3 separate regions of the Homo sapiens genome follow, and all the other regions are linked to region 1. Evidence: chromatin loops called from intact Hi-C (ENCODE). Cell type or tissue: CD4-positive, alpha-beta T cell. All regions are shown on one strand. Region 1 overlaps GRAMD4 (GRAM domain containing 4). Region 2 has its middle 6.0 kb from the start of GRAMD4. Region 3 overlaps TBC1D22A (TBC1 domain family member 22A).

Region 1 (2,500 bases):
GGCCAAGTGTGCCTGCCAGTGCCTCACTGAGCCTTCCCTGCCCCAGAAAACAAGGGACCACAGGCACTTGTGGCCACGCCCACCTGCTCATTCCATGCTACGGTAAAATGCTGAGAAAATGCCCAGAGCGGGCGCGACCATCTGAGCTCCCACCTGAAAACCTGCATCCGAGGCAGGGGCTCAGGGCCCCTGTGCTTTTCTTTATGGGGAGGGTCCCAGATACGAGGGGAACACAGCAGCCAGAGTGGGGCTTGGGTCCTGACCTCCTGGGCTCCAACCCAGCCCCTCCACTTTGAGACACACGGTCCAGGCAAGTGGACCCCAGGGCAGGGGCAGACCCACAGGGACATGGGGACTCAAGTCAAGGAAACGGACCATGGCCGGCCAGCGTGGCCGCGGCGCCCAGATGCTGACAGAGGCTGGCAGAAGTCTATAGGGAAAGCCTCGCCAGCCTCTGTCAGGTGACGAAGAAAACACGGGGGTTAGTGGGGGTGGGTAGGTGCACCAACCTTCTGGATGTCCGTGATGTCCACTAGCTTGATGACTTTGTTCCTCTTTGAGGACCCAGATTTGGAGCTTTCGAAGCACAAGTAACTGGAAGGGGAACGGACAGAGGCGTCGCCTGGCTCTTGAACCAGAGCACGCTCCCACCAGGTGGGGGTCTCCCGGGGCTGCCTCTCAGCCCCCAGTGGGATGGACAGTGGTGCTCCCTTCCCAGCAGACACAGAACCGGTGAAACACTCACGGCCACTGCTCTATATGAGACACTCACGGCCACTGCTCTGTGTGAAACACTCACAGCCACTGCTCTGAGACACTCACGGCCACTGCTCTGAGTGAGACACGGCCACTGCTCTGAGACACTCACGGCCACTGCTCTGAGTGAGACACTCACGGCCACTGCTCTGCATAAGACATTCACAGCCACTGCTCTGAGTGAGACACTCACGGCCACTGCTCTGCATGAGGCACTCAGGGCAACAAGGACTCAGGGCCTCAGCAATAGCAGGTCCCCACACGGTCCCCTCCTTGGGAGACTCTGCCCCTCGTCTCCATGAACTGCTTGGGCCCCAGAGAAGACAGCATCCCCGCCAGCCTGAGGGATGGCAGCAGTACAGCCCAGGCCACGTCCGGCTTGGAGACAACACCTTTTCCCTGGGAGCCCAGACAGCCGGCAAGAGCAGAGCATGGGAGAGGCCATGGCCACCACTCAGGAAAACCTGCACTGGGCCAGCCACGCCATCCCAGGGCCTAGGCAGCCTCCTGCGCCCCCTCCCCTGCAGCCACACAGGGCCCCACGGCTGCACTCACTTCTCCGTGACGTAGAGCACCCCGTTCCTGATGTAGTCCGTGGGCATCTTCCGGTCCCTGTTGATGAGGCAGCAGCGCCAGCCATTCTCGCACACTAATGGGAGAAGGCCCGCCTGTCACACTTTCCACTGGAAGTACCCAGCCTCTGACCTGACGCTGGGACCCAGGAGCCTGACTCTCAGATCCTGACATCCGCCCACCGCGCTCACGTCACACCCACAGTGAGAGGAAGGCGCGCCGGCAAGAGTGAGGTGGCCCCAGAGGGTGGAAAACAGATGTTTCCTCTTCAACAGGCACTGGCAGGGTTTTTAAAGTAAAAGCACCCAGGCAGAGCAGGGAGCAACAGAAGTCACAGTGTGGCCGGGACACCACCTCCAAGACCGGCAGGGTCAGGGCGCTGGGACACCACCTCCACCAAGACCGGCAGGGCCAGGGCTCAGCAGAGGACGAAGCTCCGTTCTCCGCAGCTGCCTCTGCAGCCGCTCATCACACACCTCGAGCTGCCCGGTTTAGTTTAACAGGCCCTCCCTTTGGGAAAGCTGACCTGTCCCCAGGATCCTGAGTCACCTGTCCCCTGGTGGCTCTTGTTTCTCCAGACACGATGGAACCAGGGGCAGACCCCCTGCCAGCGCCCTGCAGGCCCTGAGGCCTCGCCCTGGACTCTCTCCCCAGTGTGTTGCCTGCACGCCTGCTGTCAGGGGAGTGCTGCAGCGTGGGCGGCTCTCCCCACGGGCACGCCCTCCTCCCCTGTAGCCCGCAGAGTCCTCATGACCCCTGGCTCCTGCACTCCTCCTGGGGCAGTGGGATGTGAATGCCATCCTGAGGGCTCCTCTGGCCTGTCACAGGGCGACCCCGTCCTGCATCCACAGCGCCCCCCTCACGGGCCTTCAGTCTGTGTCGGCGCTCGGCCTGGCCTCAGACTCACGGCACACATACCCGCCAGCGGACGCTCGTTTTCTGTCAGATTGAAGATCTCGTGGAAATTGCCCTTCTTGGTGCTGTGGAAGCGACCGGCGTCCTCCTCTTTACCCAGGCCGGCCGGTGCGCTGGGTACGTAGCTCCGTGACGAGGTCGTCTGCAGCTGCCAACGGCAAACAGCGTCGAGGTCAGGCCCGCTGCCCACGCCTGCAGCACCCAGATGTGCTGGCCGCACACACACCTCCCCAAAAGCTGGGATCCAAATTTGGGA
Region 2 (2,500 bases), 60 kb after region 1:
CTACACACGGGGGAACCTACACGCACAGGGGAACCTACACGCACAGGGGAACCTACACACAGGGGAACCTACACACACAGGGGAACCTGCACACACAGGGGAACCCGCACACACGGGGGAACCTACACAAGGGGGAACCTACACACGGGGAAACCGACACGCACAGCGGAACCTACACATGGGGGAACCCACAAGCACAGGAGAGCCTACACACACAGGGGAACCTACACACAGGGGAACCTGCACACACAGGGGAAGCCGCACACACAGGGGAACCTACACACGGGGGAACCTACACGCACAGGGGAACCTACACACGGGGGAACCCACACGCACAGGGGAACCTACACACGGGGGAACCTACATGCACAAGGGAACCTACACACGGGGGAACCTACACACGGGGAAACCGACACGCACAGCGGAACCTACACATGGGGGAACCCACAAGCACAGGAGAGCCTACACACACAGGGGAACCTACACACAGGGGAACCTGCACACACAGGGGAAGCCGCACACACAGGGGAACCTACACACGGGGGAACCTACACGCACAGGGGAACCTACACACGGGGGAACCCACACGCACAGGGGAACCTACACACGGGGGAACCTACATGCACAAGGGAACCTACACACGGGGGAACCTACATGCACAGGGGAACCTACACACGGGGGAAACCAGACGCACAGGGGAACCTACATGCACAGGGGAACCTACACGCACAGGGGAACCTACATGCACAGGGGAAGCTACAAGCACAGGAGAACCTATAAAGCACAGGGGAACCTACACACGGGGGAACCTTCACACGGGGGAACCTACACGCACAGGGGAACCTACACGCACAGGCACATGTCCTATGTTTACTACCTGCGGCACGTATCTGCAAATAATCATGAAATGTGCACTACCCATAAAGTATAAATTCTGGACAGCCAACTGACTCCCACAGAATGCTTTCATGAATTTGTGCTCAAATCCTGTCTCCACGGTTGGCCCCTGGCAGCCACCACCAATGAGCACCACACGGATGCTGGCTGGTGTTTTTGTTTCCGTTTACAAACCACAACAAAGGTGGAAGGGAGACATGCAGGGGAACGCCACCTGTGAGTCTACAACACGGGAAATGTCCTTGCTGAATAAGGTAGCTGCTTTCCAATGGCAGAATATTTTCACAAGGCTTTTACGCCATTCGTAATGAACGGCTACAGACCTCACACAATTTTTAGCTTCATCTGCACGTTAACACTTTCCTCATCAGTTTGGTAAGTCTAGACAACCAACACAAGGAGAAGTGAGGCCCCGAGTGGCAGCAGCGCCCCGCCCTTGGTGCACACACTCCCGCCATGCCAGCGGCCATCATTGCACAGCGTTTCTGCCACGCGCGGCAGGCCCAGGGAACCTCGGCAGCACACGCAATAGTAAAATGCTATCATATGATTCAGAAATGATGGGGTTCGAGTATTCAATGCCTTTGCTTTCAACATAATTGATCTAACTGCAAGTTAATGTATTTTCATTTTTATTAACGGCCAACTCACAGAATTCCTGAAAATCCATCAATCAGCTCCTGGGAACCCGCGTGAGCCGCCTCCAGATCCCTCCTCACACTGCTGCAGCCGCGGCCATGACGGCCATGAGGGCACAGGGCTCCGTGAACAGCAGCAGCCTCCCCTCACCCACCTCCCTCCCAGCAGGCTTGAGACAGATGCGTGAAATAGAAGGTGAGGTCTAAATGCAAAAGAGTTCCTGAGAGGCCCCAAGGGGTCAAAGACAGCCTGGGAAGCAGGAAGCAGCAAGCCGGGCAGCCCGCCTCCAGGGCAGGAGGGGGTGTGTATGGCAGCACTGAAGCCTCGGGGTGGGGTGGGCCCATCTCTGACTCAGGAACAGCAGCCTGACCTCTAGCCCCATCCTGGCACCCTGCCCTCTGCACCATGGAGGCCCCTTCCTGGCCTCCAGGATGCTGCCCAAGCGATGCCCTCTGTCCGAGACGGCCTTCCCAGCCATCGGGTAGCCGCCACCCAGCCCAAGTTACTCTCTACTTCAATCACATCACCCTGCCTGGAGGACCCAAAACCACCACATACCACAGCGACAGCAGCTCGGGGACACAGGGAACACTCGCCTGTGCGGGGCTAGGGGTTGCATCCTGGCCCTCTGTGCCTCCAGCACCGAATGGGGCTGACCCACATCTGCTCCAGTCGCCCTAAGTACCACCGGGGCTGGAGAGCCTCGAGGAGTGGACATGTGTCCCACTATCCACCAGATCATCTCAAGCACAGGCATGCAGTGGGTCGCGGCAGCCGGAAGCCAGGCCCAGGCTGGCCACAGCTGTGTGACCTCGGACAGGGGCCCCTGCTCAGGGCTGTTAGAGGACAACATGAGAGTGCTGGAAGGACTCAGCAACCTGCCCAGCCAGCAGTGGTAACGACAGCAAAAACACAGCCCTACTCTCCAAAAAAGTGTTCCACAAACGCTGCTCTCACGCCCCAT
Region 3 (2,500 bases), 130 kb before region 1:
TGGGGATCCTGCCATACTCGCCCTACTTTCCTTCTCCTATCCCTCACATAGAGAAAATACCACAGTCGCACAATTGCTCAAGTCTGTATCCAATATCCTCATCTACAAAAGAAATTATAAGAAAAAAAAGACAAACATGCAACAGATAAGTTTTTAAGGCGGCTCCTTTAAAACCATACCAAAGACTTACAAACTCTCTTTTAGCATTTGCTTTTAATATTACAGACTAAAAATCACCATTCAACAGAAACAAATCACCTGAAGGAACAGTGAAAGGTTTCCTATTAAACTGAAGATTTACATTACTATGGATAGTAAATAAAATTCCTAATTTTCACCAAATCATATCTAATTTGGTTATTTTAAGCCAAGTGACATCACATGTAGTTCAAATACCACATCGAGCAGGGAACACATCACCCAGAAAAAAGGATGCCGGCAATGCTGTGAAAGTGGGGAGCCAGCGTGTTCACTGAGGCTCTCGCATGCCCTGCCTGAAGCCCAGATCACTCTGCAGATAAAACAGCCGCTGAGAGAGAGCCATTTCTGCTAGTGAGCTCTGAAAAACTGGTAAGAACTGATTAAGAGGGAATAAATTAGAGAGAAAAAGCAAGCACAACTCTAGTTAATACAGCATGTGGAAACAGTGGCAATTTTGGTTTGTTGGTTTTATTATCTTTTCCATTTCTCTAACTTTCAATAACATTTCCGTTAATGATGATCACAGAAACCCTTTAGTGACAAAATGAGCAGAGAAAAGAAATAGGCACAGCTCCTGTCCTAAGTGGGAACACACGGGCAAAAAGGGGCCAAGGCCGGGGGCAAGCTTTGAGGGAAAGCAGAGTAACGGTGATGTGGGGGAAGCCACGGGGGGAAAACGCAAACCCAGAGTCACACGGTTGGGAAAGCCCGTCCTTGGCTCAAGGAGGTGCCATCGCATTGCTGCTGAGCTGCCATTGGATGGTAGTGTCAGTTACTTACCTAGTAAATTTATCTAAGAAACAAAGTAAAACCAGAGACACAGGACCATGTATGCACCAAAAGAAGGCAAGAAAGGTCTAGCTGAAGAGTCAGCGAACCATCAAATGACAAGTACCTACTATGTGACACTCACTGCAGGGGACTTGAGGACAGAGCAGGGCCAGCAAGGATCTGGGTGTGGCTGGGCCAGTGCATGCACAGAAGGACTGTGCAAGCTGGAGTTTGTTCCCTCTGCCCCGGGCCTCTGCATTCAGCAGTTCTAGGTGGCCAGGGGGCTGCCTTCCTTGACAAAGCCCTTCCCTGATGAGACGCCAGGGCAAGGCCGAGTTAGCCAGAGCTTTCATCTTCGTCCCTCACGTTATTCTCTTCTGAGGCTGTGCCTGCCTTTCAGTAAGCACGGTGAACACACACAGACACGCGCAAGTGTAAGCACCCCCCACCCACAAGGCCAACGTGCCCTGCTGTGGTCATGAAGCCCAGGCTGCAAAGACAGCACCTGGCCACTAGAGGGCGACGCTGAACGCTGACGGCCGGGTCGCAAGAACCAACCGCCCTCCCCGCCTCAGCTCCTGGGGGCCGGGCCCCAGCTCCCACAGCAGAAGCGAGATCTCCAACAAGGCCCACAGGAGAGAAAACCGCCGCCCTTCCTCAGGCCTCCAACAGCACCAAGAATGCCCACTGTCTACACTAACCAGAAACGTGTGACCTGGAGGCTGGGAGCCCAGCCCGGGGTGACCCCGGTTCCCAGCCAGCTCTGCCCTCACTGTGGGGCTGGAGGGCAGCCGCCTGTTTAACCTTGTCTCGAGCTCTTCAGCTGTAAACCAGCGATAAGGCCAGCAATCTGGGGCACGCAGGAAGGGGGTGGGGGTGCAGAGGGGGGTCTTTTGGTGGCTGATAACACAGTCTCTACAGCACAGTGCCCAGCACAGAGTGAAGGCCCCCAGTGGCTGTAACCATGGGAGCATTTAAACACACTGCTTTCCCTGGCTCTCTGTTTCATGAGGAGGAGATTTTGTCTCCCCAGTGAAATGCCATCTCTGGAGTGTGTTCTGATTTCTGTGTCTATCGGCTGTTCCCCATCCCTGCAGACCCCAGGCTCTAAGCTATGGGGGTCCTGGCTCTTGCCTTCTCGCCAGTCTACCCAGCTCCAGATTTCATCAGCCCCCGACTCACGCAGCCCACCCCACCCACATCCCCAGCCCACGGCCTCCACTCTTGCCCCCTAGTCTCCCACCCTACTCTGACCCTCCTCCAGCCCCTCCCATGAGCTGCCCAAGGACTCCACGTCGTCCATGGCCACTGGCAACACTCTGCTCAGAAGCAGTCATCGGCTCTTCCTTCCACAGAATAGCAACCGCTTTCTGATGCTCTGCACCGCGCTTTACTCCCCCGGTTCAAAACCTCCCAGAGGCTTCATGCTGTGCTCGAAGTAAAAGCAGAGCTCCTTCTCCTGGACTTCTCAGCCCTGGGGACCTGGTCCCTGCCTGCCTTGCAGGCCTCTCCCCACACCCCACTCAGC

The links. Peaks named below come from ENCODE experiments on the same cell type or tissue, not always from the same donor. Only the 100,000 strongest peaks of a DNase experiment are listed, where the experiment ranks them.
Region 2: it touches region 1 in a loop (9-fold over the local background); 11 of 110 quality-filtered maps call a loop at or near these places.
Region 3: a loop joins it to region 1, with 5 times the contacts of the local background. A loop is called at or near these places in 5 of 110 quality-filtered maps.

Annotation. Positions count from the first base shown.
Region 1 is chr22:46,673,562-46,676,061 of GRCh38, reverse strand. GRAMD4 (GRAM domain containing 4) reads right to left here. Exons shown (of 19, transcript NM_015124.5): 15 at 2,248-2,392; 16 at 1,312-1,405; 17 at 510-594. Among named protein-coding and RNA genes, the nearest start is that of GRAMD4, 54 kb to the right of the region's middle. RefSeq lists enhancers at 1,330-1,389, 1,430-1,579, 1,780-1,859. In CD4-positive, alpha-beta T cell, no CTCF peak of the experiment used is centred here; DNase peaks (open chromatin) are centred at 1,471 and 2,101; H3K4me3 peaks cover 1,529 bases; H3K27ac peaks cover 1,838 bases.
Region 2 is chr22:46,613,105-46,615,604 of GRCh38, reverse strand. It overlaps a transcript of GRAMD4 not described here. Among named protein-coding and RNA genes, the nearest start is that of GRAMD4, 6.0 kb to the left of the region's middle. RefSeq lists an enhancer at 2,113-2,252. In CD4-positive, alpha-beta T cell, no CTCF peak of the experiment used is centred here; DNase peaks (open chromatin) are centred at 1,064 and 1,871; H3K4me3 peaks cover 1,934 bases.
Region 3 is chr22:46,802,522-46,805,021 of GRCh38, reverse strand. All of the region lies in intron 4 of TBC1D22A (TBC1 domain family member 22A), which reads right to left. Among named protein-coding and RNA genes, the nearest start is that of TBC1D22A, 41 kb to the right of the region's middle. RefSeq lists enhancers at 1,495-1,544, 1,565-1,734, 1,755-1,804. In CD4-positive, alpha-beta T cell, CTCF peaks have their summits at 1,284 and 1,484 (motif pointing right); a DNase peak (open chromatin) is centred at 1,491.